7 separate regions of the Homo sapiens genome follow, and all the other regions are linked to region 2. A link is a loop called in an ENCODE intact Hi-C map of the cell type or tissue named here. Cell type or tissue: IMR-90. All regions are shown on one strand. Each heading gives the region's core, and the rest is flanking DNA. Links, peaks and the distances in the headings are about the cores only.

Evidence for each region. Peaks named below come from ENCODE experiments on the same cell type or tissue, not always from the same donor. Only the 100,000 strongest peaks of a DNase experiment are listed, where the experiment ranks them.
Region 1: it touches region 2 in a loop (11-fold over the local background); 89 of 110 quality-filtered maps call a loop at or near these places.
Region 3: it touches region 2 in a loop (3-fold over the local background); 20 of 110 quality-filtered maps call a loop at or near these places.
Region 4: it touches region 2 in a loop (6-fold over the local background); 2 of 110 quality-filtered maps call a loop at or near these places.
Region 5: it touches region 2 in a loop (5-fold over the local background); 24 of 110 quality-filtered maps call a loop at or near these places.
Region 6: it touches region 2 in a loop (7-fold over the local background); 48 of 110 quality-filtered maps call a loop at or near these places.
Region 7: a loop joins it to region 2, with 2.1 times the contacts of the local background. A loop is called at or near these places in 2 of 110 quality-filtered maps.

The regions. Positions count from the first base shown.
Region 1 is chr9:86,431,607-86,436,230 of GRCh38, forward strand. All of the region lies in intron 1 of LOC102724080 (a long non-coding RNA gene), which reads left to right. Among named protein-coding and RNA genes, the nearest start is that of TUT7, 80 kb to the left of the region's middle. In IMR-90, for the core only: a CTCF peak has its summit at 2,542 (motif pointing right); DNase peaks (open chromatin) are centred at 2,555 and 2,985; H3K4me3 peaks cover 269 bases; H3K27ac peaks cover 185 bases.
Region 2 is chr9:87,322,651-87,327,274 of GRCh38, forward strand. No RefSeq gene overlaps it. Among named protein-coding and RNA genes, the nearest start is that of DAPK1, 170 kb to the right of the region's middle. In IMR-90, for the core only: a CTCF peak has its summit at 2,167; a DNase peak (open chromatin) is centred at 2,141; H3K27me3 peaks cover 155 bases.
Region 3 is chr9:87,116,698-87,121,321 of GRCh38, forward strand. No RefSeq gene overlaps it. Among named protein-coding and RNA genes, the nearest start is that of LINC02872, 30 kb to the right of the region's middle. In IMR-90, for the core only: no CTCF peak of the experiment used is centred there; a DNase peak (open chromatin) is centred at 2,834; H3K27ac peaks cover 383 bases.
Region 4 is chr9:86,719,325-86,723,948 of GRCh38, forward strand. No RefSeq gene overlaps it. Among named protein-coding and RNA genes, the nearest start is that of LINC02834, 13 kb to the left of the region's middle. In IMR-90, for the core only: no CTCF peak of the experiment used is centred there; a DNase peak (open chromatin) is centred at 2,677; H3K27ac peaks cover 2,263 bases.
Region 5 is chr9:86,613,047-86,617,670 of GRCh38, forward strand. No RefSeq gene overlaps it. Among named protein-coding and RNA genes, the nearest start is that of LINC02834, 93 kb to the right of the region's middle. RefSeq lists an enhancer at 2,434-2,935. In IMR-90, for the core only: a CTCF peak has its summit at 2,598 (motif pointing right); a DNase peak (open chromatin) is centred at 2,315; H3K27ac peaks cover 1,303 bases.
Region 6 is chr9:86,411,751-86,416,374 of GRCh38, forward strand. It overlaps LOC102724080 (a long non-coding RNA gene), which reads left to right and starts at 2,091. Exons shown (of 2, transcript XR_007061636.1): 1 at 2,091-2,820. In IMR-90, for the core only: a CTCF peak has its summit at 2,712 (motif pointing right); no DNase peak of the experiment used is centred there.
Region 7 is chr9:87,268,164-87,272,787 of GRCh38, forward strand. The region is part of intron 7 of LOC105376126 (a long non-coding RNA gene); the gene reads right to left. Among named protein-coding and RNA genes, the nearest start is that of LINC02872, 120 kb to the left of the region's middle. In IMR-90, for the core only: no CTCF peak of the experiment used is centred there; a DNase peak (open chromatin) is centred at 2,408; H3K27ac peaks cover 1,177 bases.

The DNA of each region.
Region 1 (4,624 bases), core at 264-4,263, 890 kb before region 2:
CCTTTAATCCTGCAAGTTTTTGCTTCATGGATTTTGGGACTCTGGTATTAGATGCTTATATGTTTATAATTGTTAGGTCTTTTATCATCATAAAAATCTTCTTTGTCTTAAAGTCTATCTTGTCTTCTATTAATATGGGTCTCTGGCCCTCTTTTGGTTACTGTTGGGTGGTATCTTCTTACTTTTAACCTCTTTGTATCTTTAATCTAAAGTGTGTCTCTTGTAGACACAATAGAGTTGGATCTGTTTTTTTTAAAAATCCATTCTGTTGGTGGGGCATGGTGCTCATGTCTGTAATCCCAGCATTTTGGGAGGCCGAGGTGGCCTGGTCACTTGGGGCCAGGAGTTAGACAACAGCCTGGCCAACATGGTGAAACTCCATCTCTACTAAAAATACAAAAATTAGCCAGATGTGGTGATGGGCGCCTGTAGTCCCAGCCACTTGGGAAGCTGAGGCAGGGGACTCGCTTGAACCCGGGAGACGGAGGTTGCAGTGAGCCAAGATTGTGCCACTACACTCCAGCCTGGGCGACAGAGTGAGACTTTGTCTCACAAAACAAACAAACAAAGCAAAACCCATTCTGTCAATAACTGTATTTTGATTGTAGTGTTTAATGCATTTACATGTAATGTAATTACTAACAAGGTAGGATTTATGCTTTTCGTTTAAATTTTTTTCTATATGTTTTATGTCCTTTTTTTCCACTATTTCTCCATTATTGCCTTTTTGTGTTAGAAATTTTTTAATATACAATTTTGACTATACCTCTAAGGCTGTTTAAAAAAATCTCTTAATTCTCTTGCCATTCTTTTGCTATATATTTTGAATTATTTTCTTAGAAGTTGCACTGGGGATAACAATTAATATTAATTAATTTATAATTAATAAAGTAATCTAGTTTGGATTAAAACCAATTAAATTTTATAGTATATAAAACTTTGCTGATGGACCGTATTTAATGTAATATTATTCTTTTCAGGAAAGTTAAGTTGTTAAGTATGATTTATTTTTTATACCTTTTTAGGACTTTTCATATCATTCTATGTCAGGCCATGTATTTCTTACTTCAAATAATTTCTAATGTAGTTGAGGAGAAAACCAAACATATGTGAAAAGTCAGATGGCAGTCAAATCTTTAAATACTAATTCAAGGCAATAACAGATATGAGTAACAACTCTAGACAGAAAATGTGTAGTGGCTTCATGACAGGGTATTTCAGAAGATCAGTTGATGTGAAACCCATGGCCCAAGTTAGTCAAGGAAGACTTCATGGATTTGCAATTTGACCTTAGTATATGTGGAAGTGTACAAACTCATTGATATGTAAAGAAAATAAATGGGAACTCACCAAGCTAGCTTCTGACTTTTCAGTGAGGTCATCTGTCTACTTCTGTATCCACAGCACCTACAACACTGCCTTACACATTGTAGGTGCTCAGAAAATATTTATCAAATGATCAGATGAATGCATTTGGTTGAATAAATCAGTTAGGTATGGAATTGGAGCTTTGCAAGAGAGGACATATATTCTGGAGCATCAGCTTTGGACCATTTGCTAGGTAATCGATAAGGGGGAAACAGAGCTGGTAGGTCATCTGAGTCACAGTTTGCTGCTTTCTTTCTTTCTTTCTTTTTTTTTTTTTTTTTTGTAGAGACACAGTCTTTCTCCGTCACCCATGCTGGAGTGCAGTGGTGCGATCTCGGCTCACTGCAACCTCCGCCTCCCGGGTTCAAGCCATTCTCATGCCTCAGCCTCCTGAGTAGCTGGGATTACAGGTGCATGCCACCACGCCCAGCTAATTTCTTTTGTATTTTACTAGAGACGGGGTTTCGCCTTGTTGCCCAGGCTAGTCTCGAACTCCTGAGCTCAGGCAATCCGCCCGCCTCGGCCTCCCAAAGTGCTAGGATTACAGGCATGAGCCAGCTTGCTCCTTTTAAGAGGAGTTCAATTGCTGGTATCATTTGGCCATTATTCCTATTAGTTTTTGAGAATCAGAGAATGCCACAGTTTTCATTTTTACTTAAAAATCTATGCATCTATAGTCTTTTTCAGAGAGTTCAGGGAAAAAGGACTTATAGGGACACTATGAGTTTGTACAATTCAGTAACTGAAGAACAGAGTGGCAAAAGTTCTTCAAATACTGAGAGAAGAGATGCTAGGAAATGCATCAGAAACATTATTTGAAACATCTAACAGGGTTTTTATTTCTTAGTTTCCTATATTTAATTCTTTTTTTCCCTATATTTAATTCTTGACTCTCTATGGTAGTCAACCTCAGAAAATTTCAATACTTTCAAGAATTATCACATGAACAGAATTTAAGGTTTTAAGCATTTTTTTTTTTTGCTCTTTAATGTGATCTGTTGTTAACAATTACCATAAATCTTTACTTAAGATTTACTTTAAGAGACTTGCACCACCCTTCTATTTTTTGGTCATTAGAGACTTTCTAGCGAAAATGCTAGAAAGCTAAATGAAGACTAAAAGGCTGCTTTCTGGTTTAAATTCATCTGTACCTGCAGTTGCAAAGCCAGTAGAGGGAGCAGTGTACCTATTCTTTGATTTCTGGAATTGCAACTACTTGGATGGACTGAATTTCAAACAATCTGCATAATCAAGACTATTTCACCCAGAGAGAGGGAGTCAGGGGCTACAATTTGTTTGTTTGTTTGTTTGTTTGTTTGTTTTGGCAATCATGGCTTTATGTTAGGGTATTAGCAGAGTTACAGAGTTGCTTTATTACATTGAAGAACTTTGATGAGGTTGCTGTGTGAGGACTGTTCTTCCATTTTGCTTCCTTTAACTAAAAGTCATTTGAGCATTTTGTACCAAGTCCACAAAAAGCTGGCTGAGTAAACTCATCAGGTGGATTAGATTCTCGGTATTCAGGATAGCTTGCGCAACCGGGTGGGCATGTTCGCTAATCCCTGCAACTTTGATGTGGCTGCAGAGTGGGAGCTGGGATGAGTTCTTCCTCCCTGACTCACTGGTTTCCACTCCACGAGACTCCAAAGTCTGTCCCGCACTGTCTCTCTAGCTGACTTAGCAGAGATAGGACCCCTCCTGTTCTATCTCATCTGACTCACTCCCACGGAGTTATTTTTCCTTAGCGACAGGGCCATGGGCCGAGCAAAGGAGGCAGCACTCCTGTCTCACCACTCCACCCCCTTTAACAACTGTTGTTTTATGTAACATTTTACTTGTCTTTTCACCATTGGATTCTCCCCGTGTTTCTAGCTACCAGCTCATAGCTTAGGTGGGGTTCTTTTCTTTGTCTTCACTTACCTTTTTTCATTGAAACAGATGCTTTAGCAATATTATCAGCCCATCTTTGCTAACTTTTTTTAAATTCAATTCTTTTGTTTTTTTAATTTTTTTAAAATTTGAGAATGAATCTCACTCTGTCGCCAGGCTGGAGTGCAGTGGTGCGATCTTGGCTGACTGCAACATCCGCTTCCTGGGTTTAAGCGATTCTCCTGCCTCAGCCTCCCAAGTAGCTGGGACTACAGGCACACATCACTGTGCCCAGCTAATTTTTGTATTTTTAGAGACGGGGGTTTCACCATGTTGGCTAGGCTGCTCTCGAACTCCTGACCTCGTGATCCACCCGCCTCGGCTTCCCAAAGTGCTGGGATTACAGGCGTGAGCCACCGCCCCCGGCATGGTATTCAATTATTTTGACAGTAGCTCTTGGTCTTGTGATGTCGCTTCCATTTCTTCAACAGGTATTTATGTCTTTCCATTTCTTTTTGTTTTTGTTTATGCCTTCTCTCTCCAGCTAGAATGTGAAATAATACCTGTGGCTGAAAAGAAGCTCTTTTGACCCAGGATCCTGGTCCTCTGCATAACAGTCAAGACCATTCTCATTTGCCTGAAAGTGTTTTAGAGAAGAAAGAGAAATTCAGGACCAATCAGCAATTCCCTTTTCCACTCTTATGAAGAAAGAAAAAGGATTTGTGTTATTTGAGATTTAAGTTACTTCCTTTTTTCCTATGACAGGTTTTGGTAAATGCCCAGCTCCAATAATACGTTAACATTTTCAGAGTCAATCTGGGTTATAAGTAAATAAACTCCATTTTGATCTTGTTCTCGTTGGTTCTTTTTTACTGTCACTTTTAGGCCTTTTTTGAAAGGAGAGAGAGACATTCTCTACCAGGTCAGAATCTGCCCTATGCTTATTCCAGATCAGTATGCTTGGTCCAATACTCAATCACTAATCACTTACGTGACACGCTGTGTGAGTGAGACTAACTTTTGGCTATTCTTAAAGTATAGCTACAGTGAAAACATCATTAGGAATGCCTCTGGCTACTGTATTCAGAAAAGATACTAAGTATAAGAATTTTGGAAAGTCAGCTTTATCCTTTAAAAAGGTGATAGTTTGTGATTCCATTTGCTTTACTCTTATTTTGCACTCTGTTCAGAGATCAAGAAGGGAACTGGTTACCATTTATTGGTGCCTCTCAAGCCCCTCCATGCCAAGATAAGATGGGAAAAGTTGAGTTTTGAGGATTTGGGGAAGTCGAGTAAGTCTGGTGAGTAGAGTGGGGAAAGCCCAAGGTTAAGGCTGTCGTGGTTAGCGATGGAAGAACTGAGGTAGAGAGCCTGGAATGAGGGATCA
Region 2 (4,624 bases), core at 275-4,274:
TAAAGACAGGGTTTCACCATGTTGGACAGGCTGGTCTTGAACTCCTGACCTCAAGTGATCTGCCCACCTCAGCCTCCCAAAACACTGGGATTACAGGTATGAGCCACTGTGCCCGGCCTGAGTTTCTTATTCTGAGCTGAAACAAAGCTCAAGAGAGGGTCCAGAAAGGCTTCTGCATAAACAACTGATACCTGAAAACAGGCAGATTTTCAATGACAACGCCTTGTTTTGCAGCACCGTGATGTCAAGATTATACTGAATTGTGTGAATTAATTTGTTTTATAGATGAATCACAAACACTGGTTTTATTCCTAAGTAATATTTGATGAGTTTCATAACAATTTTTTTTGCAGAACCAAGAAAATAGATGACTCACAAGGGTAATAAAATAGGGTTCTCTCATTTCTCTTGGCAAAGCAAGCAGTCTCCATAAGTTAGTTTTTCTAAATACTTTTTTTTAAGCCAATAAAAAAATCTGAATGTGAACATAGCTATGGGTCATAAGATTCTCCAAGGGCCACAAGCACCTCTCACCCCGAATGTTAGATATTCTTTCTCAGAAGAGTCTCTAAAAAGAGAAATTTTCTCTCTCTTTTGAGTTATAAATAATTCACTTTACTTTTTCATCTTTGATATTTTCTGTGTTGAATATAATGTGGCAGAATCATTTTAAGGTGGGAAAAATTGTCCTAGCTTTCTTTTTTTTTAACTTTTTGGATTTCTTTGTGAGACCTTTTTTATCACCAGGCAAATTGGGGTTCACGTGTCACCAAAGCCAAGAAAATATGACAAAGCCAGAGTGCTTGAAAACAGCTGCAAAAAATTTTTTAAAAAAGGAGGGAGGGGAATGCAGAAGGGGAACAAAAAACCTTTTAAAGACAGTCAAGAAAGATGAGGCAAGTTTTGAAATGTTAATAAAATATGGAAAGATAAAACCATAACACAGTTCAGTTTTGTACCACACAGCATATTTTTCACGAAAACTGCATTTCTTTTTTTTTTTTTTTTTTTTTGAGACGAGTCTCACTCGTCGCCAGGCTGGAGTGCAATGGCGCGATCTCGGCTCACCCCAACCTCTGCCTCCCGGGTTCAAGCGATTCTCCTGTCTCAGCCTCCTGAGTAGCTGGGACTACAGGTGTGTGCCACCACACCCAGCTAATTTTTGTATTTTTAGTAGAGATGGGGTTTCGCCATGTTGGCCAGGATGGTCTCAATCCCTTGACCCTGTGATCCGCCCACCTCAGCCTCCCAAAGTACTGGGATTACAGGCGTGAGCCACAGTGCCCAGCTGGAAACTGCATTTCTCATCCCCATATTCACTTCATCTAGGCCAAAACCTTCTCTTACTATCCCCAAGATCATTATCCCCAAGGACTGTTGACATCATTTCCAATATTAAGATATATTCAAAACAAGTTCCTCCTTATCTGTTCTCTTTTGACATTTGTGCTGTGTTCATGCAACTGTTCAGAGGGCCCACTTTTCCACTTTGACTTTTCTCTCTGAGTCTCAAGGGAAAACACTTCTGATTTCATGGCCTGGACGAGCTGTCTGCACTGTCTCATCCTCTCACTTTCTCCATCATTCATTCATTCACTCATTCAGCCAAGGCTTGCAGACTTTACAGTTGAAAGACAGCATAGTGAAGCGTGGGTTTTAGAGCCAGACTGCCTGTTTCTTACCAGCTCCGTGACCTCAGGTGGTTGACTTACCACTCTGTGCCTCCATTTCCAATCTGTGAAATGGGAATGATGGCAACTATTCCCAACATTATAGAATCAGTGTGAGGATTAAATAAGCCAATGTTTACAACACACTTAGTACACAGCAAACCCTCAGCAAACATTTCTATTGCTATTGCTACCTGCAACTAACTTTTATTTGGTGCTGGGTATTTCTGAAGGAGATACAGAGGAAAAAAAATGATCTTTACCCTTTACCTCTCCCTGGGAAGATGTACTGCCACCCAAACTCAACAGATTTTTGTTTTAAATCACTGCAGCTAATTGTATTGACTTTTAAAACATGGTTTATTTGAGTATTGTAGGACCGTAGTGATTTCAGGCATCTGCACAAGTAACTTTATACACTAAGGTTAATATTGGGTCGTGAGCACAATCTCCCTTTCACCTTTGTTCCATCTTTGCTATGGAAATGGCTCCTCTCAGTGGACAAAATGAGTAATTACATATCCACATCCTCCCATTTAGAGGTCCTGTTCACCATAGTCACCAACATCATTAGTTAATTATTTAATGGAATTAAATTAAATTGTTTGTGTATAAATCTATTTGCGCAAAGATTTAGTCCACAAATTCAAATCCTATTACAATCGTACAACATCATAATTTCCTATCAGAAATTTAATACTGAGCTGTCCCCAACAAAACTCAAAGACATATTTCTACCTAATTAAAATGATGTGTATTCACCTAAAGATGTTTGTGAGGAGCAAGTAGCTTATATGCTTGTTTAATCCAAAGAATGTTTTAAAGGTTCGTCTGGGCCCTTGAAATCAGCAACATGAAATTGGAGGCCCCTATGTTAAGTGACGTCTCTTTACAGTAACTAGATTAAAAGGAGTGAATTGTCTAAATGTATGTTAGTTGAACATATACATTTATATATGTAAAAATATACATATACATTTTGTTGAATTCAATCACGGATGATGATGATGATGATAATGATGATGATGTTGATGAAGATGAAAATAAAGATCACGATGATAGCTAACACTTATGCAACATTTACTACATATGTGTCAGGCACTGTTTACAAACCTCACATGAGGCATTTCACTTTGTCCTCACAAAAACTCTTTCTAGTAGATGCTCTTATCATCCTCACTTTACAGATGAGGAAAGAGTCACAGAGCTTCAAACAACTTGTCTAGAGTACACAGCTAGGAAGTTGCTGAGCTGCAACTTGAACCTTCTTCCTGTGCCTAACAACTACACTATTATTCATCTTCAATAATGATTGGAAATAAAAAACTTGAATGGTATATGAACATTCACTTGTAGAGTTGGAATAAGTTATATGTATTCATAAGCATATGGTTAGTGAAAATGAAATATTATTTACAAGAAAACATTCCAAAGAAGATAAAGAGATAGCAAATAAACCCATGAAAGCATGCTCTACCTCATTAGTCATTAGCGAAATGCATAAAAAGACCACCACACCTCTATTAGAATGGGTAACTTAAGGCCGGGCATGGTAGCTCACGCCTGTCATCCCAGCACTTTGGGAGGCTAAGACGGGTGGATCACTTGAGGTCAGGAGTTCGAGATCAGCCTGGCCAACATGGTGAAACCCCATCACTACTAAAAATACAAAACTTAGCCAGTCGTGGTGTGGGTGCCCATAATCCTAGCTACTTAGAAGGCTGAGGCAGGAGAATCACTTGAACCCAGGAGGCAGAGGTTGCAGTGAGCCGAGATTGTGCTACTGCACTCCAGCCTGGGTGACAGAGCAAAATTCTGTCTCAAAAAAAAAAAATAATAATAGCAACTGGAAAACCTGTGCATTGCTGATGGAAATGCAAAATGGCACAGGGTTTTTGGGAAAGCTTTCTCTTATAAAGTTAAACATTCACTTATGACCCAGCAATCTCACTCCTAGGTATTCACCCAAGATCATGAAAACACATATGTCCACACAGATACCTGCAGATAAATATTTACAGTGGCTTTATTAATAATCATCAAAAACTTGAAATAATACAACTATCCATCCACTGGTAAATGCAGAAACAAACTATTATACATTCATGCAATGGAATGCTCCTCGGCCATAAACAAACACATTGCTAACATGTGCAACAACATGAATGAATCTCATGCTAAGTGAAAGAAGGCCACTCAAAACGCTACGTCCTATAGGATTCCATTCATGTGACAGTCTCCAAAAAGCAAACCTCCAGGGAAGGAGAATGGATCATTGGTTGCCAGATACTAGGTAGAGGAAAAGGCACAATGACCCCTTGGGATGATGAGAATGTCTATGACTTGATTTTGGGGGTGGTTACATGAGCATATGTGTTTTCCAAAATTCACAGAACGATGTGCCTAAAAAGGGTATTTTTTTTTTACCATGTTAGTTATACCTCAATTTGGACATTAAAATATAAAAGAAGGGAGGAAGGAAGAAAGGACTGGCTGGGTATGGTAGCTGGCACCTGTAATCCCAGCACTTTGGGAAGTCGAGGTAGGAGGATCATTTGAGCCCAGGAGACAGAGACCAGCCTGGACAACATAGTGACAACCTGCCTCTACAAAGAATAGAAAAAATTAACCAGGTATGGTAGTGCATGCCTATAGTCCCAGCTACCTGGGAGGCTGGAAAGGAGAATCGCTTGAGCCTGGGAGACATAGGCTGCAGTGAGCCATGACTGCACCACTGCACTCCAGTCTGGGTGATGGAGCAAGATCCTGTCTCAACAAGAGGAAGAAGAAGGATGAGGAGGGGAAGAAGGAGGGGGAGGAGGAGGAAGAAGGACTAACAAAAGACTCAAAGAAGAAGGAAGAAGAAGGGGAGGAGGAGGAGGAGGAGAAAGAAGAAGAAAGAAGGAGGAGAAGGAGAAGAAAAGAAGAAGAAGAAGAAGAAGAGAAGAAGAAAA
Region 3 (4,624 bases), core at 393-4,392, 210 kb before region 2:
CCCAATCCCTGGCCTTCTCTCAGGCTCCCTGGACCACAGTAGCCAATGGAAAGCTTGCACTTAAGCCTTGTTTCAAGCCCTCCTTTCTGGGAAACCCAGGCAAAACATGTAATTCCAAAACATTCGCACATGGGAAATACCACGCACCATATCCCATTTCTGAAGAGCCATGTTGCCTGTTAGCTTCTTAAAGGTTCTGAGGAATCCTGCACCTAAACAAAGAAAACAAAACAACGCAAAAACTTTTGCTTACTATTTAACTTTGTTTACCAAAATTACCAAATTATCAAACTTATTTTACCATGAAACACAGTTGAAAAACAGCTCTTCAAATCTGGGTGTGTAAGAAACACACCTTGGCAAATGCAAATCTAGAGCTTGCTATACCCACATTGAGGATTTAGGGCGTTTCTGAGAGTTTATTTACATGCGTGCTTGTGGTGGGTTGAATGATGATTCTCAGAAAGGTATTTCCATATCCTAATGCCTAGAACCTGTGAAGGTGACCTTACCTGGAAAAAGGATCTTTGCTGATGTTTTTAAGTTAAGGATCTTAAGAAGAGAAAATCATCTTGGGATAACTGCGGTAAGCCCTAGTTCCAAGGACAAGTGTCATTATCAGAGAAAGAGGAGGCGATGACACAGGGTACAGAGAGAAAGGCCATGTAACCACACGGGCCTTGGATTGGATTGATGCAGCCACAAGCCAAGGAGTGGCTGGAACCTCCAACAGCGGCAAGGGGCAAGGAAATTTTCTTCCCTAGAGCCCTTGGAAGGTGTACATCCTGGCTGATATCCTGATTTTGGACTTCGAGCATTTCCAGTTGCGAGAAAATAAATTTCTGTTGTTTTAAGTCACTCAGTTTATGATACTTTCTTACGGTAGCCACAGGAAACCAACACAGGTGCCTTGTGCCCAGTGGAAGAGACATTTAGAAGGGAACTGCCTTGTCACTCAGACGACTGAATTTGGAGTTGTTCAAGTCCCAGAGTGCTCTCTTTAGGGGCTTGTTTTTGTGCACACAGATTCTGAACACAAGGTCTATTTCAGGGCAGGGCAGAGTTGAGGAGAGGAGGCAGCTAAGAGGGATCCAGCACCTGGGAGACTCAGCTCTGCCTTGCCCAGCACCTGAGCACAGTGCACATCAGTCCATGGCCCTGGATCTGGGGTTTCCTCATTTGTGAAAGGTACTGTGTCATTACTAGCTTCCCCTCCAGCTCCAAAGTTCTGGGATCAGCTACAAGAATCCTTAAACAACAAGTTCTTCCCATGTGTTTTATTTTATTTTATTTTATTTTATTTTATTTTATTTTATTTTATTTTATTTTATTTTATTATTTGAGACGGAGTCTCACTCTGTCACCCAGGCTGGAGTGCAATGGCGCAATCTCAGCTCACTGCAACCACTACCTCATGGTTCAAGCAATTCTCCTGCCTCAGCCTGCAGAGCAGCTGGGATAACAGGCATGCACCCCCATGCCGGGTTTTTTTGGTGTTTTTTGTTTTTTTTTTTTTTTGTATTTTTAGTAGAGATGGGGTCTCACCATGTTGGCCAGGCTGGTCTCCAACTCCTGACCTCAAGTAATCCACCCGCCACAGCCTCCCAAAGTACTGGTATTACAGGTGTGAGCCACTGCGCCTGGCATGGGTATGGGAGGGAGGGGAAAAAAAACGAGTGTCCTCTTGAATTATCAGGGATGTGATTAATACATGAAAGTTGATTCAAACTAAGGCTCATCCAATATTAATGCCCAGACAATGCCAGCTCCTCTTATTTTCCACTTTGATTGAGTTAAATTTGGAATGACTATGGGGGCTACAAGTGCTTTTAAAAATTGGGGTAACAGTGGCTGAGTTGTCCTCAGTATAACTAGACCCTGCCATTAATTCCCTTCTAACACTTCACTTCTATTAGCTATTTATGAAGAAACACATGAGCAGCAGCCTCTATTGCAAACCCTTTTATAAATATAGATTTTCTGAACTTTCTGCAAAGATGTGACTTCTGTTATCTCACTTTTCTTGATGAGGTGTTTGAGGTGCCAGGAACCCATGGGGAGATGGGACAGATAAAACTCTAATGCAAAGACTCACTTACCATTAGTCTTCTTTTGGAAATACAGATGTCCCATTTTAGTGTTGCTTTTAAAACCTGTGACTGGCCAGGCACGGTGAATCATTCCTGTAATCAATCCCAGCACTTTGGGAGGCAGAAGTGGGAGGATCACTTGAGCCCAGGAGTTCAAGACCAGCCTGGGCAACATGGAAAAACCCCATCTCTACAAAAAATACAAAAATTAGCCTGGTGTGGTGGCACATGCCTGTAGTCCCAGATACTTGGGAGGCTGAGGTGGGAGGATCCACTTGAACCTGGGAGGTCGAGGTTCCAGGGATCGTACCACTGCATTCCAGCCTGGGCAATAGAGGAAGACTCTGTCTCAAATAAATAAACAAATATGAATAAAAATAAAACCTTTGACCTATGACTATTTTAGAAAAGTCAAATTAATTTTTTATAAGTTGAACTGTATTTACTTGAGCTGTTTACAATTTACAGGTAGCAAAGAGTAAACCAGCAGGTAGTTATTTGTGGATGAGAATCAGTCTCCTTGGGGGCCCCTGCCCCTGTCTTAGAGCGGGGTGCACCTGCGTGCCCACCTATCCTTTCTCTCTATTGCGAAGCTGTGCAGTGTTGGCCCTTCCTGCTCTGCCAACCTGCTGGCAGCCCTGTACAGGGTTTTGCAGGACAGCCTCCAGGCTATAGTAAGCAGCAGAGATTCTTGATAATGGGCCAGATGGAAAACACAGTGACAGCTTTGGATTCCTTCCAGGGCCTAGAAAGGCAGCACTACAGATACAATCACTTCTCCATAGGGACTTTAGAAAAGAAAAAAAGTTACTAACATCTCTAAAATCTTTCCACAGAGTCAGAAGTAAACAGACTTAGCAAGGAGCATATATTTCATGAGGACATCTTCACAGGGCATTCGCAGGATGTCAGAATCATGGCCTTGGTGGAATGAAGGAAACGCAGGACAGGAAACAAGGAGGCCTGAAGTGCAGCCCTGGCCGGCCCCTCCACGCTCTGGGCAGCACCGCAAGCAGACCCCTCGCCACACGGAGCCCTCACTCTTCCTCTGTAGAAGGAGGGGAGGAGACCAGATTCTCGGGGTTACTGTGAGGACACATGCGATGGAAGGAAATGTAGTTTGTCAAGATGGCATCTGTCATACATATGCAAAATGTCATTAGGGGCCGGGTGTAGTGGCTCATGCCTGTAATCCCAGCACTTTGGGAGGCTAAGGCGGGTGGATCACCTGAGGTCAGGAGTTTGAGACCAGCCTGGCCAACATGGTGAAACCCCATCTCTACTAAAAATACAAAAATTAGCCGGGCTTGGTGGCATGCACCTATAATCCCAGCTACTCGGGAGGCTGAGGCAGGAGAATCACTTGAACCTGGGGGTGGAGGTTGCAGTGAGCCGAGATCATGCCACTTCACTCCAGCTTGGGCAAAAGAGCAAGACTCTGTCTTAAAAAAAGAAATTGTCATTAGGGAAGATCCCAGAGAGCACTTCCCTGAGAGGGGCATGAGTTGTTCTTGGATGATTCTCTATGAAGAAGCAGGAGGGCACCCTACATGTCCAAATTTCCTTTTTCGAGAAAACAGGGTAGTATTGAGATTCTTTACCTTATGAGGTAGCCAAACACTTACATGTACTGTGGCCAACGTGAGTATGCAGTGACTACAGATTGTTCTCAGAATAATTTGTGATTAAGGGACCTGTGGTGATCTCATGGGGTTACATCCAAGAGTTAGAGAGCTCCGCTTGGGTGACAGAACAAAAGAAGGGTAAAACCTGAAGACTCCCACTCATCAGAAGGTTACGAATCTACAGCTGCCATCACTCTCCTCCCTCCCCTTTGTTCTTGGAAAAATATGTCATCAAGTGGAGCAAGAAAGCTGAACAATTTTTCCCACAGAAATTATGCATAATTATGGGTCTGTGTTCCTGGTCAAGAACTTGGCATTAAATGGACTATTGATATGCTGCAAACAGAAAGACAGCACGACCGCACGTCACTACATTTCTTTAAACTAAGAATATTATGTTCTGGATGGTAAACAGTTCCAGCCAGAAGGAATCTGAAAGGTGGCCAAGGCCAACATCTCACTTCAGAAAAACAAACTGAGGTCCAAAGTATCTCCTCTGGTCACATGGCTAGGTCACCCAGGGGCTCCTGATTCGATATTTTTTCATACCCTGCTCTTCCTTTGTGAAAAAAAGATCAGTATGAAGACCGTGCTATCCCCTCAACTATTCAAAAGGGTGAATAGGTGAGGAAAACGCAACTCAGGGGGTTTTAAAAACTTGCTTGAAGTTGCATGGCTCTGAACCATCTAAAATTAATTGGTATTTATTATGGCCACTAGAGTAACCACTGACTAATGTAGTCTGAAGCTAGGCACTTAATCTCAAGCCTTGATACTCAGCAGAGTGGGCTGTGGATCAGCCATGTCAGTGTCCCCCAGGATCTTGGTAGAAATCCAGACTCTCAGGCCCCATCCCAGACCTCATGCATCAGAATCTGCATTTCAACATTCCTTCCAGAAGCATTGTTT
Region 4 (4,624 bases), core at 327-4,326, 600 kb before region 2:
ATAAGCAACACTACTTTGTGCTTTGGTTTGAACCATGGGAAACTGAGTCGAACAGCAGATAGTCAACTTTAGCTCCTCGTGATTCTCTGGAGAGTCAGGGTGACAAGTCATGAAGTTTCAGGGTACTAAGTACATTTTTAGTGTGCTGAGTCTGGAGGAGGCTGGAAATGGGCTTTAATTTCTTCGTCTCACTTAATTTTGTGTACCACTGGACACACATGGGGTGTGGCAAATGGAAAACAAGTAAGCTTTTATTTTAGTTGTGCCATGGGAAACTGGGTTCAACCATGTCTGCTCCATGTTTGTTCCATGGGCAAATGGAGTTACTTTTGAGGAAATATGTGCATTAGTTATCTATTGCTACATAACAAATTACTCCAGAATTTAGCAGATTAAAACAACAGTTATTATCTCACAGTTCTGCAGATCAGAATTCAGGAGTGGCTTAACCGGGTGGTTCTGGTTCAAAATCTCTCACGAGGTTGCAGACAAGGTGTCAGCTGGGGCTGCAGCCCTATGAAGGCTCAATTGGGGCTGGAGTGTCTCCTTCCAAGATGGCTCTGTCCCATGGGTGTTGCAAGAGGCCTCAGCTCTTCGTCACTTGGTGTCTCCATAGGGCTTCTTGAGTGTCTTCATGACATGGCAGCTGGCTTCCTCAAGAGCAAACCAAGTGCATAGGTTTGCATGCACACTCACGTGAGAGAGTAAGAGAGAGAGAACAAACAAGAAGTCACAATAAATTGACCTAATTTTGGAAGTCACACAGTTTCGAAGTGGGCCTCTAAGTACAATCTACTTTTAAGGGCAGAAAAATTAATGTCCACCTTATGAAGGGAGGAATATCAAAGAATTTGTAGACATATTTTAAAAGCAGCACACCACGAGTCTCAGAAGTCATTGACATGAATGTGAATCTCCAGTCTGTCTCTTATTCATTGCGTTGCTGGGGACAAATTGATGAATCTTTGAACTTCAGTTTAGTCATTTATGAACTGAAACTCAAAATACCTACACTGCAGTGTTATTGATAGCATTAGAAATTCTGCTTATAATATATCTCAAAGAGTTCCTAGCCTAAAGTTCGTGCTAAATAAAGAGTAGATATGGGGATGATAATGACCGTCATGGGGATGATGATAAATAACCTTGGGTAAGTGACACAGTCTCTTTGCACCTCATTTGGTTTATAATATGTACACCATGGAACTGTATCAAGAATAAATACTGTAATTTATGGAAAAGAAGTTCCTGGCAGAAAGTATATTAATTTCCCCACTCTTTTGAAGAAACACCAATAAAATGATATTTTGGCTGTTTTTGTTGCTACAATGCATCATGTTTAAAAAACCATTAACGTCATAAATATTAAAATTTCTAGAGCACAACCACTGGAAAAAATAGAGGACTCACACCGTAAAATCCACTGATCTAGACAAAAGTGCTCATCTCTCCATTAGAGCAACGATTTTCTTGTGTGATTTATTGCACTGATTGGTGGTTCTGTGTCAGCCGGTCCTTTCTCGGAATTATACCTTGAGATGACATTTATCATGTCCCCTAAAATACACACTTACACACACAGATACACATCAATCTGTCATTTAGTACATTGCCATCATCCAAAAATAATTATTCTCTGGATGATGACTTGACTGGATATGAAAATGGATGGAAAATATCATAGAGTGAGGCATTTGATGGCAGATGCTTTTTCACTCTTTCAAAATGATGCTTTGCCGGGAAGCCAGCGGGACTTTTGGTATGATATTGGGGTGAAAGAGTTGCCTGGTGTTGCGTAGCTTCCCAATGGGGCGATCAAATCTCAGAACCCAAGCTCAGAACAGTAGCAGAGTGGCCCAATCACCACTATTTTTTTTTTAAGCTGGGTCCCTTGTCTCCCAAAAACCATTTAATTGAGCAGTTCCTGGCAAGGTTACTCCAGCAAAGCACTGTCTACGTGTGGTAATTTCAAGGTTCCAGGAATTTAAGATAATGTTGGCAAAGCTACCATTAATTTGAGGAGCAAGGGAAAGCAGTGTTGTAACAGTGATGCAAATGTGGGAAGAACTAGGAACAAAGGCCATCATGTTCAGGTCTCCCTTCCTTTCCACCTCCTTAGTCAAAGGCAGGGTGGGTGGAGAAGGTTCCAGTTTTCCCTGGAATGAATTGTCAAGACTTTCCCCTCCAGGCTTGAAACATGTTCCCCTCTGAGCCACTCAGCACTTGTCAAACCGGTCTTTACTTGAAAGACACACGGCATCAACATGAAGGTTGTCACATAAGTTCCCCTCTCCCCAGTTTCTGAGGGTTTTGAAAGATGTCACATCCTGCCTCTGGAGCCAGCAGAGCAGAGTCTGCAGCCAGTCCTGCAGGGGAAGCTGCCAGGGGGCCAGAGACCCCCCCCCCCACCCCCACCGCCCCCCGCTCTGGAGAGGGTCCCTGGCTGGTTTCTGTAGAGCAAATGAAGGAGAAAACTACAGACAAGGCAGGTGAGGGGAGACAAAGCAGGCAACAGGAGAAGTCAGTTTTATGGAGCTTGCAGACCTGAGCTCAAATATTAAAAATGCTTTCATCAGTCTTCTTAATCCAAAGAAATTCTTTTTGGCTTAGATGGGAGGAAAAATCAGTCCCTTAAGGGGAAAGCAAGAGGAGAAGGAGGTAATAAGGATGTGAGTCAGACGCAGGGAATTGCTGGCAAATGCATTCGTTTTGGGAGGCAGAGGAGGACTGTTTTCAAGCTGCTCTAACGTTACAGGCCACTGATAACACCCGCCTGCTTTTTATTGATTTCTCCCTTTAGTTATTAAAAGGTTTGATTCCATTAAGTGGGGGAAAGGTGAGGAAAAAAGAGCCATTTTTTTTTCATGCTTATTTTTTTCTCCTCTGGGGAATAAGCGGCACTTGGGCTCCAAAGCTGTGTTTTTCTTTGGGTTTTGCCTTTTAATAGGGGTTGAAGAAAGTGGTTATAGACATTTGAGGGGAAATAAAGCCTGTGGTTTATTAACAGGGCTGGTTTTAATCAGCAGTGATTTGACTAGGGTAACATTAGAGCTGCAACAATGATAGCTGATACTATGATTTTCTATGCTTTTAACCCCAGACTGAAGTCTTGTGGGTTCATGGACAGAATTCATTTGTTCCCCTGGCCAGGCTGTGGGGAGGAGTGTTCTGTGACAGCCTCAGGTAAGGGGAGGAGAGGGCTGGGGACTGGGGTAGATGCCTCAGGGGTTCTTCCCTGCTGGAATTCCAGCTGCTGGGAAGCAAGCTTCACAGATGGAGGGTTTTGAAGGACCAAAATGGAAGGTGGGTTTGGGACCCCATTTGGCCACTCTGTGTCTAGATCCAGATGGATAAATATTCATGAGCTTATCTTTCCAGACCTGAGGCAAAATCTCAGATCATGACACCTTACACTCTTATTAGGAAAGTCAAGAAAGAATAGGCCACTTCCCAGGTGGAAGGCTGCTCTCAAGTGAAACCTAGTCTTGTCCTACCCAGGATGAAATCTTTCGGAACTTTCGCACCCAGCCCATTATTTACTATAGCCACTGCCAAATCACTGCTAACATCCCAACAAATTTGGGATAAAGATCAAACTCCTATATTAGTCACCAATTATGATTTGCCATCTCTGCAGCCAGCAGTAGCAACAGGATTTCTGGGAATGTTCTCTTTAAAAGTAAGACACTTTATTTTTCAGCATATTTTCTAAAAAAGGAGAAAAAGAAGATCAACATTTACCCGTGTCAACTACAAGACCTGCCTGCTTTGAAGATGAATAAGGTCATTTACAAAAGCTTATGGAGAGGCCCATGAGTGCGGGGCTGATGGGGGGAGTGTGAGTGGATGGACTCAGCCCCCAACAGTCCTCTTGATTTTCTGTAACATTCTGTGTTCATGTGTTTACATATATACAAGCTACTCTTCCCAGCAGTAGAAGAGTGCTTGCTCTCTTGCTCTTGTTCTTCTGCTGTCTTGTTCTTGTTTCTTGTTCTCTTGTTGTTGTTCTCCCAACTGAGAAGCACTGACCAATCCCCAGTCTCTCTCCCTTGGTGCCCCGTGTGAAAGGGGCAGGTAAACAGGAGATGGTGCCTGAGATGAGAACAGAACCAATATGTGGTACAGGGAGGAATCTGAGAGGTCCCCTAGCTTGAAGTCAGAGTTAACTCACTCCACCCACCCCCCATCTCTTGCTTCCTCCTCCCCCTCCTCCCTGACCACATCCCCTCCTATCACTCTGCAGTGGCATCTCTTGAAGGAAGTGCTCACTTCACAGCAATAACTCCCTCTCGGCAGCTGCCCCTGCCCCTGACTGCACGAGGTGACCTGCAGGAGCCAGGTCTTACCATCCTGGCTGAGGAGTGGATGCCCAGCTCTGGAGCAATAGATTGTCTGTCTCAGGAATATGAGATCCTGGGACTCACAGAGGGCAGGATTTGTTAGCGTGGAGTCCCATTAATGACAGTATTCTAGAGCAGTAGTTGCCAAGCATTTTTTTTTCCATTATGCTTGGGTGAAAAAAAAAATGGGACACATGTTCCTAATATGTTTATATTTATAGGTTATCTACATGTATTACTATTACTAGCTAATATCTCAAGACCTACTATATACTTAAGGTTTT
Region 5 (4,624 bases), core at 461-4,460, 710 kb before region 2:
TATCTTTTCTCTTGCTTCCAGCACAAGAAGGTGAGATTCCACACAGCATGATAATTACCTATTTACCTGCCAAGGCCACCCTCTTGGTGGCTCATTTCTCTAAGGAGAACCTGGGCTCATCACATTCACCACTGTTTCCCTGGGCAAGGCCTCCAGAGCCAGATAGTACATTATCCCTGAAATGAAATTTGAATCAAACACTTCCAGAACAAAAAAAGTTTTTAATTGTCTGTGAACTGTTTTGACATTTTTGTTGCCAGGTAGGTAGGTATGGAAAGTAGTTTTTAAAATAGACATCAGGATCTGTGACCTTTTGCCAGCACGGTCTGATGTCTGAGCTCATGTTTAGTTTAAAGGGCTACCCCTCCAATAAAGATAAGCTTATTAACACATTATTCTCTTTATTTGGCTTTTTAAACCATGATTCTCCTTTGAGACCCAAATTATTCAAACACAGTAAAATGTAAGAAGTGGCAGTGGTCCAGTAGACATAGATTTTGCAGCAATTCAAATCACAGAATTCCAAATACAAAAAACTCACATTTAGGATTAGAATATTGCTGTAGTTTTGTTTTCAAGGTAAATACAGCGTGTGTGTTTGTGTGTGTGTGTATGTGTGTGTGCATACACCATGAGGTCCTGAATCAAATTTGTTCTGTCAATTGTGTTATCAAAAAGAAAAATTACAGGCTAAGCATTCCTAGAGCAAATATGTTTTACTAATATCATATATTTACAATTTATACTCAAACTGCTTCCCAAAGATATTTGAAGCAATTTATATTAATAACTATATATAAAAAAATTCTGTTGTAGCAATGACTCTGTACCAATCAGAAAAATTACAAGCTATACATTCCTAAAGCAAATATGTTTTACTAATATTATCATATATTTATAATTTATACTTAAACTGCTTCCCAAAGATATTCAAGCAACTTATATTAATAACTACATATAAAAAATTCTGCCGTAGCAATGACTTTGTACCAGTCACTGTTCTATTTTTTACATACGTTTCTATATCTTCATATCTGTGTTTTCTGTTTATGTGTATTAACTCATTTAACTGTCCCCATTTTACAGATAAGGAGACTGAGGCACAGAAAGGTTAATTAGCTTCCCCAAGTTTACACGGCTGATGAGGGGCAGAGCCGGGATCCAAACCTAGGTAGTCTGACTTCAGAGCCCAGACCCATGCCCTCTGCCAGCATAATTAGAGTAAAACTGGACAATTCAATATCATACAGAAGTGAGGAAGGAAACAGACCTAAGGCATCGGCTAACATAGTCATTGTGATTAGATATTCAATGCGAGTCTCAAAGTCTTGGCAATTAAGACATAAATGGAAACATATCAGTGAGAGAAAGCCCGTCAGTTCAAAATTCCTGATGCTGAATTTATTTATTTATTTATTTAGACACAGAGTCTTACTCTGTAACCCAGGCTGGAGTGCAGTGGTGCAATCTTGGCTCACTGCAACCTCTGTCTTCCAGGTTCAAATGATTCTCCTGCCTCAGCCTCCCGAGTAGGTGGGATTACAGGCATGCACCACCACGCCCAGCTAATTTTTGTATTTTTAGTAAAGACAGGGTTTTGCCATGTTGGTCAGGCTGGTCTCGAGCTCCTGACCTCAAGTGATCCTCCCACCTCGTCCTCCCAAAGTGCTGGGATTACAGGCATGAGCTACCACACCCAGGCTGATACTGAATTTAAAAAGTAACATCATCATGCAAATGTTTTGGGGGGCTATAAGGCCTCGACTGGTTTACTCAGGATAGTTTAGTCAGCATGTATGTGGGGGAATGGCTGGGTGTCGACTGACCTCTGAGTCTTCCTCACAGGGGCTGGTACTGCTAGCACGGAGGAAATGAGAGGGGGGGACGGGTAATGCCTTCTGGGCCAGCATGTTTGGGGCAAGCAGGGTGTACCTTATGGGGACACACTTTCTGTCAGGAGCAGAGCTGGGCCTCCAAATGAAAGGCATCTGTTGTTCTCAGGCACATTCTTGGCATTTCATTTGAGAGAAATGCCTGATGGCCAAAATACCAGCAACGTGCTTGTAAATAACAAATTCCTCAGAGTTACTGAACACATCTCATCCTCTTTTTCAAAAAAGCTTACAATCATTCTTTTGCAGCTTACATAGATGTATTGTTTGCACACCAGGGTTTTTCCTGTCAAATATAATACATTCCTTTGTATCCTCTTGCAATGATTTTGAAACACACAGTTATCTACCAGAGACTTAGTCCTGAATTCTGGCACCTGAGCATGCATTGTCATGCCTTGTGAGATTCTCATTGAGTGTGCTGTGGGAACGAGCAGGCAAGGCCCCCACTGAAAGCATGGCTGATGACATAGGGTCAGAATCATTCATTCCTTCCACAAATATTTCATGAGTTAGTTCATGGCACATGTTAGGATCTACACTGGGGATTCAATAATGAATCAGGCGTAATCGCTGAAGGAATAGAAGGTCCTTTGGAAAAGTCTGATAGGACATATGCAACTATCATACAGAGTGATAGGTGGTAAAATAAAATTAATGACAGGGTGTTGTGGGCTCTTATTTCAGCAGGGGGCAGAAGTGAGCACAGAGAGATCCTTGAGGAGATGACATCCTAGCTGAGCAGTTGTTCTGAAGATGAGAGTAAGCAATGCTGTAGGAAAAGGCTGTTAGGAAGAAAGGGAGGCATCAGAAAGCCTGGGACAATGGGACAGCAGGTGCTCTGGAAACTCTAAGCAGTTTGGAATGGCTGTAGCACATGCAAGAGGTGAGCTGAGGGGCATGCACTGTCTGGGTCATTTAGTGCCGTGGAGCGTGCTAATAAGTTTGGACTTTCTTTTTTTGGGCAATGTGGAGCCAATGAAGAATTTTAGGTAAGGAGGTAGCATCGTCATCATCACTATCTTTTTCATTGCTCCTTTGTATGACTTATGTGTTAGACAATGTTCTAGGTGTAACATACACAGTATTGCAGTTGATTCTCCCAACAATTCTCTGAGAGAGATACTATTATTATTTCCATTTTGCCATGCAAAGATGGGCTTTAGAGAGTAGAGTCTATTAGCTTGCTGAGGCTGCCAGAATAAAGTACTACAGACTGGGTGGCTTAAGCAACAAAAAAATTATTATTATTATTATTTATTATTATTTTTTGAGACAGAGTCTTGCTCTGTCGCTCAGGCTGGAGTGTAGTGGCATGACCTCGGCTTGCTGCAACTTCCACCTCCCAGGTTCAAGTGATTCTCCTACCTCAGCCTCCCGAGTCGCTGGGATTACAGGCATCTGCCACCATGCCTGGCTAATTTTTTGTATTTTTAGTAGAGACAGGGTTTCACCATGTTGGCCAGGCTGGTTTTGAACTCCTGACTTCAAGTGATCTGCCCGCCTTGGCCTCTCAAAGTGTTAGGATTCAGGCGTGAGCCGCTGCGCCTGTCCCAAAAAATTATTTTCTAACAATTCTGGAGGCCAGAAGTCCAAGATCAAGGTGACGGCAGAGCTGGTTTCTCCTGGTCTCTGCCCTTGGATTGCAGATGGCTGTCTTTTTCTTATGTCTTCACGTGGTCTTTCCCCTGCACCTGTTTGTGCCCTGACCTCCTCTTCTCATAAAGACACCAGTCAGATTGGATTAAGGTCTACACTAATGACTTCATTTTAACTTAACTACCTCTTTAAAGACCCCATCTCCAAATGCAGTCGCAACTCAGCATATAACAAGAAGTAACTTGATCAAAGTCACAGAGCTGGTAAGTGGTGGTGTGTGGAATTGAACCCAGGCATTCTGACCTGGAGCCCGAGTTCTTAACCATTATGTTGTAAATCTCAGATTTGTGTTTCAGAAAACACATTGAATGTAGAATAAGGAACACACGCTGGAATGGGTAAAGTCAAAGTGAAAAGGACCAGTGAGGAGGCTTTTGTAACAGGTCTAACTGAGAGAGAATTGCACTGAACTCTAACAGTAGCAAGGGGAGTGCCCACAAATTGATACCTTTAGGAGAGATTAAGGAGGTATGAGAACATGGTGACTGAGTGAGAGAAGGGAATGAAGGAATGGACGAGTTGAGAACATCTCCTAGGTTTCTGGCTTGGACACTTGGTGGATGGGAGTGCTGTTTACTAGGAAGATAGGGAACTGACGCTGTTACCAAAGTCCTCTGCATTGAAGGTCTTTGAAGATCTTCATGACAAACCCTGCTCTCTCTGCACTACATGTTGGGGCTGATTGTAAGAATCATGGTTGGCTGATTCAAGATAGACAAGTATTTGCAGCTGCTCAGCACTCTAAAAAATGCATCTCTCTCCTCTTTCCAGAAAGGCTTAAGCCTTTCTTGAAATGTGTATTTTCTTCTGTTTTCCTTTAAATGTTACTTTCTGGATTTTCATACTTGGATTCATGGACTGATTTCTCTGTCTCCTGCTCTGTGCATCAGCTCAGTGAGAATTCGAGAACTCTCTAGTTGTATGTGTCTATGTGAGCATGTGTGTGTGCCTGTGTATGTGAGTGCTGTGTGTAGTCCTAGGTTCCACCAGCTCTGTGGTCACATGAAACTGTAATTGCATTGAACGTGGAAAGATTAAGTGCTTAGTTATGAATTCAGCTTAATAATGGCCCA
Region 6 (4,624 bases), core at 238-4,237, 910 kb before region 2:
TCTTCAAAAAGTCCATGAAAAATATGTATTGTGAAAAAACTGTGCATGGATTTAAAATTCTTTTTTTACAGCAAATAAACTTGTACTAATTTATTATAATATATCTGAACAGGGTCTAGTTTGAGGCACTAAGGAGGATAATGCATCCGTTTGAAAAGAGTCCTTATAAGAGAAACATGGATTCTGCTAAAATTCAAGCAAGAACAGACATCACATTTGTGGTGAAGCTTGGGTGGAAGAATGGTAACATCACTGATGCTTTACAAAAAGTTTATGGAGAAAATTCTTCAAGTGATAATTTTACAAATGAATAACTTGTTTTAGGAAAGGACAGGGCCGTGTGAGGTGGCTCACGCTTATAATCCCAGCACTTTGAGAGGCCAAGGATGATTGCTTGAGGCCAAGAGTTTGAGACCAGCTTAGGCAACAAAGTGAGACCCTTTCTCTACAAAAAATAGAACATTTACCTGGGTGCGGTGGTGCATGCCTACAGTCTGAGCTACTTGGGAGGCTGAGGCAGGAGGATTGCTTAAGCCCAGGAGTTTGAGCCTGCAGAGAGTTACAATGGTGCTACTGCACTCCGACATGGGTGACAGAGTGAGACCCTGTCTCTTAAAAGGAAAAGGAAAAGAAAGGACAACATTGTTGAAGATGAAGCCTGCAGCAGCAGACTATCCACATCAATTTGCAAGGAAAAAATTTTCTTGTTCATACCCTAATCAACAATACAAACAATAGCCATCATCATAGACAAAGGAACATCATTATTAGGACTGAAAATTAACAGCACAAACAATAGCCAACATTCTCGACATTTCAACTGGTTCAGTTTACACAATTCTGACTAAAAAATTAAAGTTGAACAAGCTTCCCGCTCAATGGGTACCAAAACAGTTGTGCCTGGGTCAGCTGTGGACAAAAGCCGAGCTTTCCGTGGAAATTTTAAATACATAGGATCAAGATCCTGAAGCATTTCTTCAGACTAGTAACGGGAGATGAAACATGGCTTTACCAGTATGGTCCTGAAGACAAGGCACAATCAAAGCAATGGCTACCAAGAGGTGAACGTGGTGCAGTCAAAGCAAAAGACGATGGGTCAAGAGCTGAGGTTATGGCAACAGTTTTTTGGGATGCTCAAGGCATTTTGCTTGTTGATGTTCTGGACAATAACATCTGACTATTATGAGAGCATTTTGAGAAAGCTAGCAAAAGTTTTAGCAGAAAAACTCCTGGAAGAGCTTCACCAGAGAGTCTTTCTCTACCATGACAATGCTGCTGCTCATTCCTCTCAGCAAACAAGGTCAATCTTGCAAGAGTTTTGATGAGACATCATTAGGTGCCTATCCTCCAGTCCTGATTTGGCTCCATCTGACTTCTTTCTGTTTTCTATTCTTAAAAAAATCTTTAAAGATCACCCATTTTTCCTCAGTTAATAACATAGAAAAGACAACATGAACATGGTTAAATTCCCAGGACCCTCAGTTCTTTAGGGATGGACAAAATGGTTGGTATCATCACTTAGAAAAGTATCTTGAACTTGATGAAGCTTATGTTGGGAAATAAAGTTTATATTATTTATTTATTTATTTATTTATTTATTTATTTATTTATTTAAGACAGAGTCTGGCTCTGTCGGCCAGGCTGGAATGCAGTGGCACGATCTTGGCTCACTGCAATCTCCACCTCCTGGGCACAAATGATTCTTGTGCCTCAGCCTCCCGAGAAGCTGGGATTACAGGCACACACCACCACACCTGGCTAATTTTTGTATTTTTAGTAGAGATGGGGTTTCACCATGTTGGCCAGGCTGGTATTTTTATCTTTTAATTCTTTTTTTTTTTTTTTTTTGAGACGGAGTCTTGCTCTGTCGTTTAGGCTGGACTGCAGTGGCATGATCTTGGCTCACTGCAACATCTGCCTCCCAGGTTCAAGTGATTCTCCTACATCAGCATCCTGAGTAGCTGGGATTACAGGTGTGCACCATCATGCCTGGCTAATTTTTGTATTTTTAGTAGAGACCGGGTCTCACCTTGTTGGCCAGGCTGGTCTTGAACTCCTGACCTTAGGTAATCCTCCTGCCTTGGCCTCCCAAAGTGCTAGGATTACAGGCGTGAGTCACCGTGCCTGGCCCCCATGACCTTTTCGAAGTCCCCTAGTATGCCTTTACACCCATTTCTAGAATGATTCCCAACATTCCTTCATTTATTCCTTTATTTATTGAATAAATAATTATTAAATGCTTGTCATGTATGTTCCAGGCTTTGCTCTAGTAATTTCGGATATATCAATGAACAAAGCAGGAAAGAAAAAAAAAAAAGGCAAAATCTCTGCCTTCCGGGAGCTCACATTCCCACAGGAGTCACAGGAAACAGCCAATGACCAGTAAGCATCACAAAGAAGTCATGCCAAAGAACCAGACAAATAGCTGGAAGGAAGAGGGGAACTCCTTTGTGACGCCAAATGGGCCAAAGGGTCGCTGGGAAAACTAAGCCTTACTGTCCATCTTGCCTTCAGGATAATGTGAAATATGGCCTAATTTTTGAAGTTTTTTTCTTAGAAATTTTACTGAATCCAAAATAAAACAAGAAGATCATGGTGGATATAGCTTCCAAATTTATTCTGCAATAAAACAGGTTTGAATCTAGATATACAAGCAAATAGCAAATAATATACATTCTTTTTTGCAGAGTCCAGAATTCTCTTTTCTCAACACTAGATGGCAGTAGAGTTAAAGAAAAAAATCCCAGCAGTTCTTTGTACAGGGATTTGGTGATTTTTCCCATAAAGCTGCGATGAGGATGAACTCAGAGCAAAATCTATGTAAGTAGAAAGTTAAATTACAATAGAGGTGTGAAATGATGCTTTAACATGTCACACGCTCATTTTGGCAAAATGTGTTTGGGGCAGAACTCTCTCTCTCCCTCTCTCTGTCTTTCTCTGCCTGTGTGTCTTTACAGGGTAAGCCTAGACAGAATTAGAGAACCATTAACTCTGACTCCTAATACATGATGTTAACTTTAGGTTGGTGAAAAGTCAACTTAACTTTTTTTTTTTTGGGGACGGAGTTTCGCTCTTGTTGCCCAAGCTGGAGTGCAATGGCGCGATCTCAGCTCACTGCAACCTCTGCCTCCCGGGTTCAAGCGATTCTCCTGCCTCAGCCTCTAGAATAGCTGGGATCACAGGCGTGCACCACCAAACCTGGCTAATTTTTTGTATTTTTAGTAGAAACGGGGTTTCACCATGTTAGCCAGGCTCGTCTCAAACTCCTGATCTCAGGTAATCTGTCCACGTCAGAGTCCCCAAGTGCTGGGATTACAGGCATGAGCCACCACGCCCAGCCAAGTTAACTTAACTTTATCCTTTAAAATTGCTTCTGGGTTTGTTAACTTTTTTTGATGCCATTTAACTGGTCCGCTCAAGATTGGTTAGGTCTCAGAGGACATTTAGTGTGAAAATGGGAAACTCTGAGGAAGTCAGCTTTTCAGTGGTGTTCAAATGTTTTAGCAAGAAGTTCAAGAGTAATGTCAAGATGCTCAGAATATAACACTAACAATAATGAATGCGTGGGAGAGGGGGAGATGAAGCAACTGTATTCAGCTGCTAACATTGATGAACCTGGGCAGAGGGTGTATGGTGTTCATCCTACTATTCTCGTAACTTTTTCATAATTTTAATTTTTTTCAAAATAGAAAATAGAAACAAGTTATCACAAAATGTGTAGCTTAATGCCTACAGGTAATAGATGCATAGAAGGAATTACTATGTAGCATAATCACAACTACAGCAAATACACCGAACATATGAGTCTAAGAAGTCCTGGATGAGATGGATCTTTCTAGAAGGCCAAGTCTTGACTAGTGACTGGGCCCTGGTCTGGTATTCATTCGTTCCATCATCCAAGTGATATTTATGGAAAAACTACTAAGTGTGAGACTATGAATAGGGGTTACTGCAGTGAACATCGTAGACAAAGTCTCTGCTCTCCTAAAGCTCACATGCAACTGGAAAGACAGAAAAAGGCAAATAGGCATTTAATAGATTGGGTGGTGATAAGTACTAGAAAGAAAACAGAAGCAGGAAGTTAAGATAGAGAGTGACAGGGTATTACTTTTACTTTAAATAGGGCGGTCAAGGTAGGACAGCCTCTCTGAGGAGGGGACATGGGAGCAGAGCCCTGAGAAGTGAGGTGTGTGGACTTTGTTCATATCTGGGAAGGATGTTCCAGGCAGAGCATGTGCCTGAAGAGCCAGAAATGGGCAAGCAGCGAGTGTGACTTCAATGAAGTGTGGGTGGGAGTCAGGTGGAAGTTAAGAATGGACAGGTACTAGAGCCAGATCTGGCTGTGTGGGCCAGCAAGTCAACACACATTGAAAATAAAAGCATCATTAATGCCTAACATCTATTATCAAATAGCTTTGTTTGGAAAATGGTTTGGTGGTTTCTCGAAAAGTTAAACAGCAATTCCACTTCTAGGTATATATACTCAAAAGAGGTAAAAGCAGTGTCCCACACAGATACCGGCACACTCACGTTTATAGCAGCATTATTCACAAAAGCCGAAAGGAGGAAGCAAACTAAGTGTCCATTGAATGATGAGTGGATAAGCAAAAGGTGATAGAGACAT
Region 7 (4,624 bases), core at 361-4,360, 54 kb before region 2:
TGGGTTACATCAACCCATCAGTAGCTCTGAAAATATTGTCAGGCTACTCTTCAGGCTAAGTAACAGGGAGCAAGACCCTAAAGATTATGGGACAAGTTGAATGAGTATGTGCCTGTGTCTGCACATGGCAGATTATGTGCATGAATTAGGAATGGAGCCTGCGACAAGAAAGCTGAAAAAACTTGAAGATGTAACAGGTTTGAGCAAAGCATTTTAAGGGAGGATCTGGAAAGGCAGTAAGCAGATAGTAGGGGAATACTGAGCCCTGGGGAGAAAAAAAAACAAAAACCTCTATGATCACTGATATTATTATTTGAGTAGGCAAAGTATTTTCACATACATATTCTCTCATTTAACTTCCCTTCAGAAACCACAAGACGTATATGAAAATGTAAACTTTCTATCAGAGGAACCCATGCTCTGAAACGGCTCACCCAAGGTGACTTGTGAATGGGACTAGGGCCCATTTCTTCTATATCTTTTGTTTTGTTTTGTTTTGTTGTGAGACAGAGTCTTACTCTGTCACCCAGGCTGGAGTGCAGTGGTGCTATCTCGGCTCACTCTAACCTCCACCTCCCGTGTTCAAGCGATTCTCCTGCCTCAGGGGCCCGAGTAGCTGGGACTACAGGCATGTGCCACCACGCCGGGCTAATTTTAGTATTTTTCGTAGAGACAGGATTTCACCATGTTTGTCAGGCTGGTCTCGAACTCCTACCTCAGGTGATCCACCTGCCTCGGCCTACCAAAGTGCTGGGATTGCAGGCGTGAGCCACCACACTCGGCCCCATTTCTTCTACTTCTGAGTCCAGTGCTCTTTTTCCCGGGACACTGAGACTTAGTTCAAGATTTGCCTGGGGCTAAACACACACCAGAGGTGGACATGCCCTATGACAAAGGAACACATGGCCTCTCAGTGCCTGATTGGGAACCCAGCTGCCAGCCGTCACAGTGCCAAGATGGGGCAAGGGGAGGGCAGGCTGGAGCCTGGTACCCGCTCATCCCCAGCACTCCTGCCACACCTGGAACCACATCAAGCCCCGACAGCCTCAAACGCAGTGCCCTGGGGCCTTGACTTCATTTGTTTCTCACTTCGTATCAACAGTCAAGATTTAAAATTATAATAATAATCAAAATCATTGAGTCCCTCTGATGGCAGGACACCTGATGTACACTGGGCATTTTACATGAGATATTTAAAATAATTCTAACCACCCTTTGGGGCTGTTACTGCATCTTCTTTTTGTAAGAACACTGAGGCTCAGAGAGGTTAAGTGGTTTGCCTAAAGTCCCCCTGGGGACCTGCTGAGGATGCAGGCCAGCTGTGACCAGTGCTCCTCACAGCAGCACCACCACACCCCAGGGCCAACTGAGACACAAACATCAGTGTCCACAGGGGCCACGGAGGGAGGGAAAATTGTTACCAGAAAAAAGAGAGAGCACAACACCCACATCACTGCATAGACAGGGCTGCGACCTGGCCACAGTAACCTGGAAAACCTTGCAGCTGTGGGAGAATGGTGAGGAAGGAAGTTAGGCTTTCCTTCCTGAACCCCAAACCTTTCCTCGCCTCCTTTTCTCTGTTTACGAAATCTGTCTTTGATTACTAATCAACAGCATTTTCATTATTAACATAACTCTCTAGTACACGTGAACCATGCTATAATTAAACAGAATTTATGTTCAGTAGATTTATAAAAGTCAAAGAATAATGGAAGAGAGATTTGAGTGTGAAAGTGTGAAACGCAAACAATAGGAGAGAAAGTTGTAAAGCAAAACATATGACATTCCTTCTGCATTTTTCTCTTGATTCCCAAGCCTTAAACCAACATTATGTGCATGAAAAAATCATGATTGATTCTGGAAAATATTTTTTTAGGGCTCATTATTTTCCATCGAATCTCTTATGGGTAAGTTTTAAAATTTAGAATAAAAACCTAAATCCTTTGAATTTTCCATATAGCTTTTATTTTTTACCTCCAGCCCTAATCAAGTAGAACACATTATGTTTCCCCTATAGAAAAAGGTCTCTCTCATTCTTAAGCAGATTTGAAAGAAATTGTAAACCAATCCAGTCTCAACACTGCCGATACATCTGGCAAGGCAATCAGAGTCAACACAGACCACAGAAGCCCAGGCCGGCGCTGGATGTGAGCTGCAAGGATGAGGATGAGGACAAGAAGGGGAGGAATTTCACGTGCTTTTCTTTGTACTTGCCCAGAGTGAATGCCCGTCTCCTCCACTCTACTCTGAGCCCGAAGGGAGATCTCAGACACACAAAAGAGAATTCGACACTAGGAAAGTTTCTGTGTATTTCTTAGCAGTATTTTTCTAAGCATACGTTATGACGTACACCCTGGGTAGTGACTGTCTCCCCACGCGTGTGTGTGTGTGTGTGTGCCCACACACTCATCCTGACCACGGACTCTCCCCTCCTTTCACGACATCAACCTGCTGTGCCCCATTATCTCTGGCCTTTGTGGCTTAGAAGGTCAGAGACACTGTTCCCTGGATAAGATCCAGAAAAGGAAGGAAGCGGAAACAAAAATGTTTTTGCAGTGAAGTGACCTGATTACACGCAGAGTGACTATTTCTAAGCCATCCTATAACTACCCCCATTCAGCACTGGAACCAAGCCACAAAAGCAGCAGAGGCCTCCCCCAGTGCCGTTACTGGCTTGGTGAAAACTGCGACTGCAAATGACAAAGCTGGTCTTTATTCCTGAGTGATTGTGAGTGCGGTGGGGATGAAGAGTTTGGAGGGATAGGGACAGCTTTGCGGTGGCCAAGGGGCTTCCCCTCAGGTGAGTGCAGTTAAGGACAACTGTGGGTTCTGCACCAAAACATCAGGGTTGAAGTCTCGGTTTCACCATCTGCAAGCTGCATGACGTTAGATACGATTCATTAAAGCCTCTATGTCTCAGTATTCTTATCTGTAAAATGGGTGATTATGAATTGGTTGTAATGAAGTAAGTGAAGTGCCAGAAGGTAACAGTAGCTATTGTTATTGTATGGGGTCCTTACTAAGACCCACAACGCCCTTACCTCTCCCTCCCTCCAGAACATACGATTTTGCTCACAGGGTTCATCCTGGTCACTGATCTATTTCTCAAACATTCTATTTCTCACCAGGTCTCCATCCACCTTATCCCTCTTCCCTGGAGCGTATCCGTGGTCTCCTCAGAGGCCTTGTTAGCTCACCAACACCACCCCCACCCCAAAATGCTCAGCACTGCATTATCCTGAGGGTTTCCCACAGAACACTGGTCATTGTCTGAAACTGTTCACTTTAAAAAAAAAATACTCATTTATGCTCAGTATCTCCCACTTAGAGTGACCTACTTATCCCAGTTTGCCCGGGGCTCTCCCAGTTTGGGCAGGAAGCCCCTCGGTCCAGAGCAATCCAGGACAGCGGCTCACCCCAGAGCCCAGGAGAAGGCCAGGGCAGAGGCCACCTTCTTCACTCCGTGTCTTCAGCACTAGAGAAGGCCCGACTCACAGCAGGAGCCCAAAACACAGGGAATGGAGGAAGAAAGGCATTAATATTTTTCTAAGAATTGTAATTAAATCAGTCTATCCAATCATGAGAGACTCACACCTCCTCTGATTTCTAATCTACAAAGCAGAGAGAATAAAAGTGGAAGTTACCAGGGTTGTAGATTTTTTTAGCTAGACAGAGCTTTGCTGGAAGGATGAGCCCAGACCACGCCTCTTACCCTACCGGGGTGGGGGAAATTAAGGTCCACAGCCTGATGGTCATTGCTAAGGTCATCAGCTGGTATGTAGCAGAAACAAGATCTCTCAGGATACAACTTACTGAGAAGTATTGTATGAACTGTAAAGCAATACTTTGACATTAAGGTATTTACATTATTCTTTACTTGTAAATTTATGATCATTTTATCTCAGCAGGAATCCAGAACAAACTAGCCTTCATCTAAAGAATTATGATTTATCTAGAACTCTTGAGTTATATTAAACTGAAGCACTACCCCCATCCAAGTTCCTAATCAATTCAAATTGCTTAAATGTTTACATATTTTCAATTCCTTTTTTATAAACTCAGCTTAACCACTTCCTAAGACATTGCCACTTTTTGTCACATGTAGTTCTTTGAAACCAAAGAAGTAGCAACTAAAGATAAAATCGTCAATGGACAAAAATCACCGATACCCACAGTCAGCAAGGTCTCAATGCAAATTTGTTGGCTGCTTAAAAGGACCAGAAGCACTAGACAAAAGCATACACTCCCAATATGAGTTTTCAAGGTTTTGTTATCTGATATTTTATATGGTCAGCCAGATCAACAGTGGTCCTTGTTCACATAGAGTATCTCAGATGACAGATGGATATAAATTCATCCCCATTCATGCTAAGATCTAAATTCTATACATGCAGATAAAAGAAAGATATCTTGGAAGAAATTTTAACCTGATGTGAAATATAGCACTTATTAACCATCATTCTAATCATCTCTAGTAGATATTTAGACAGCATTTAGCAATTTGCAATAGGAGTTCAGAAATTATCTTGTTTGAACTCAAATGCAAATCAGTGGGAGCAAAATGATGAGAACTTATGAATGCAAAGAAGGAAACAACAGACCCTGTAATTAGTCAATTAGTTGA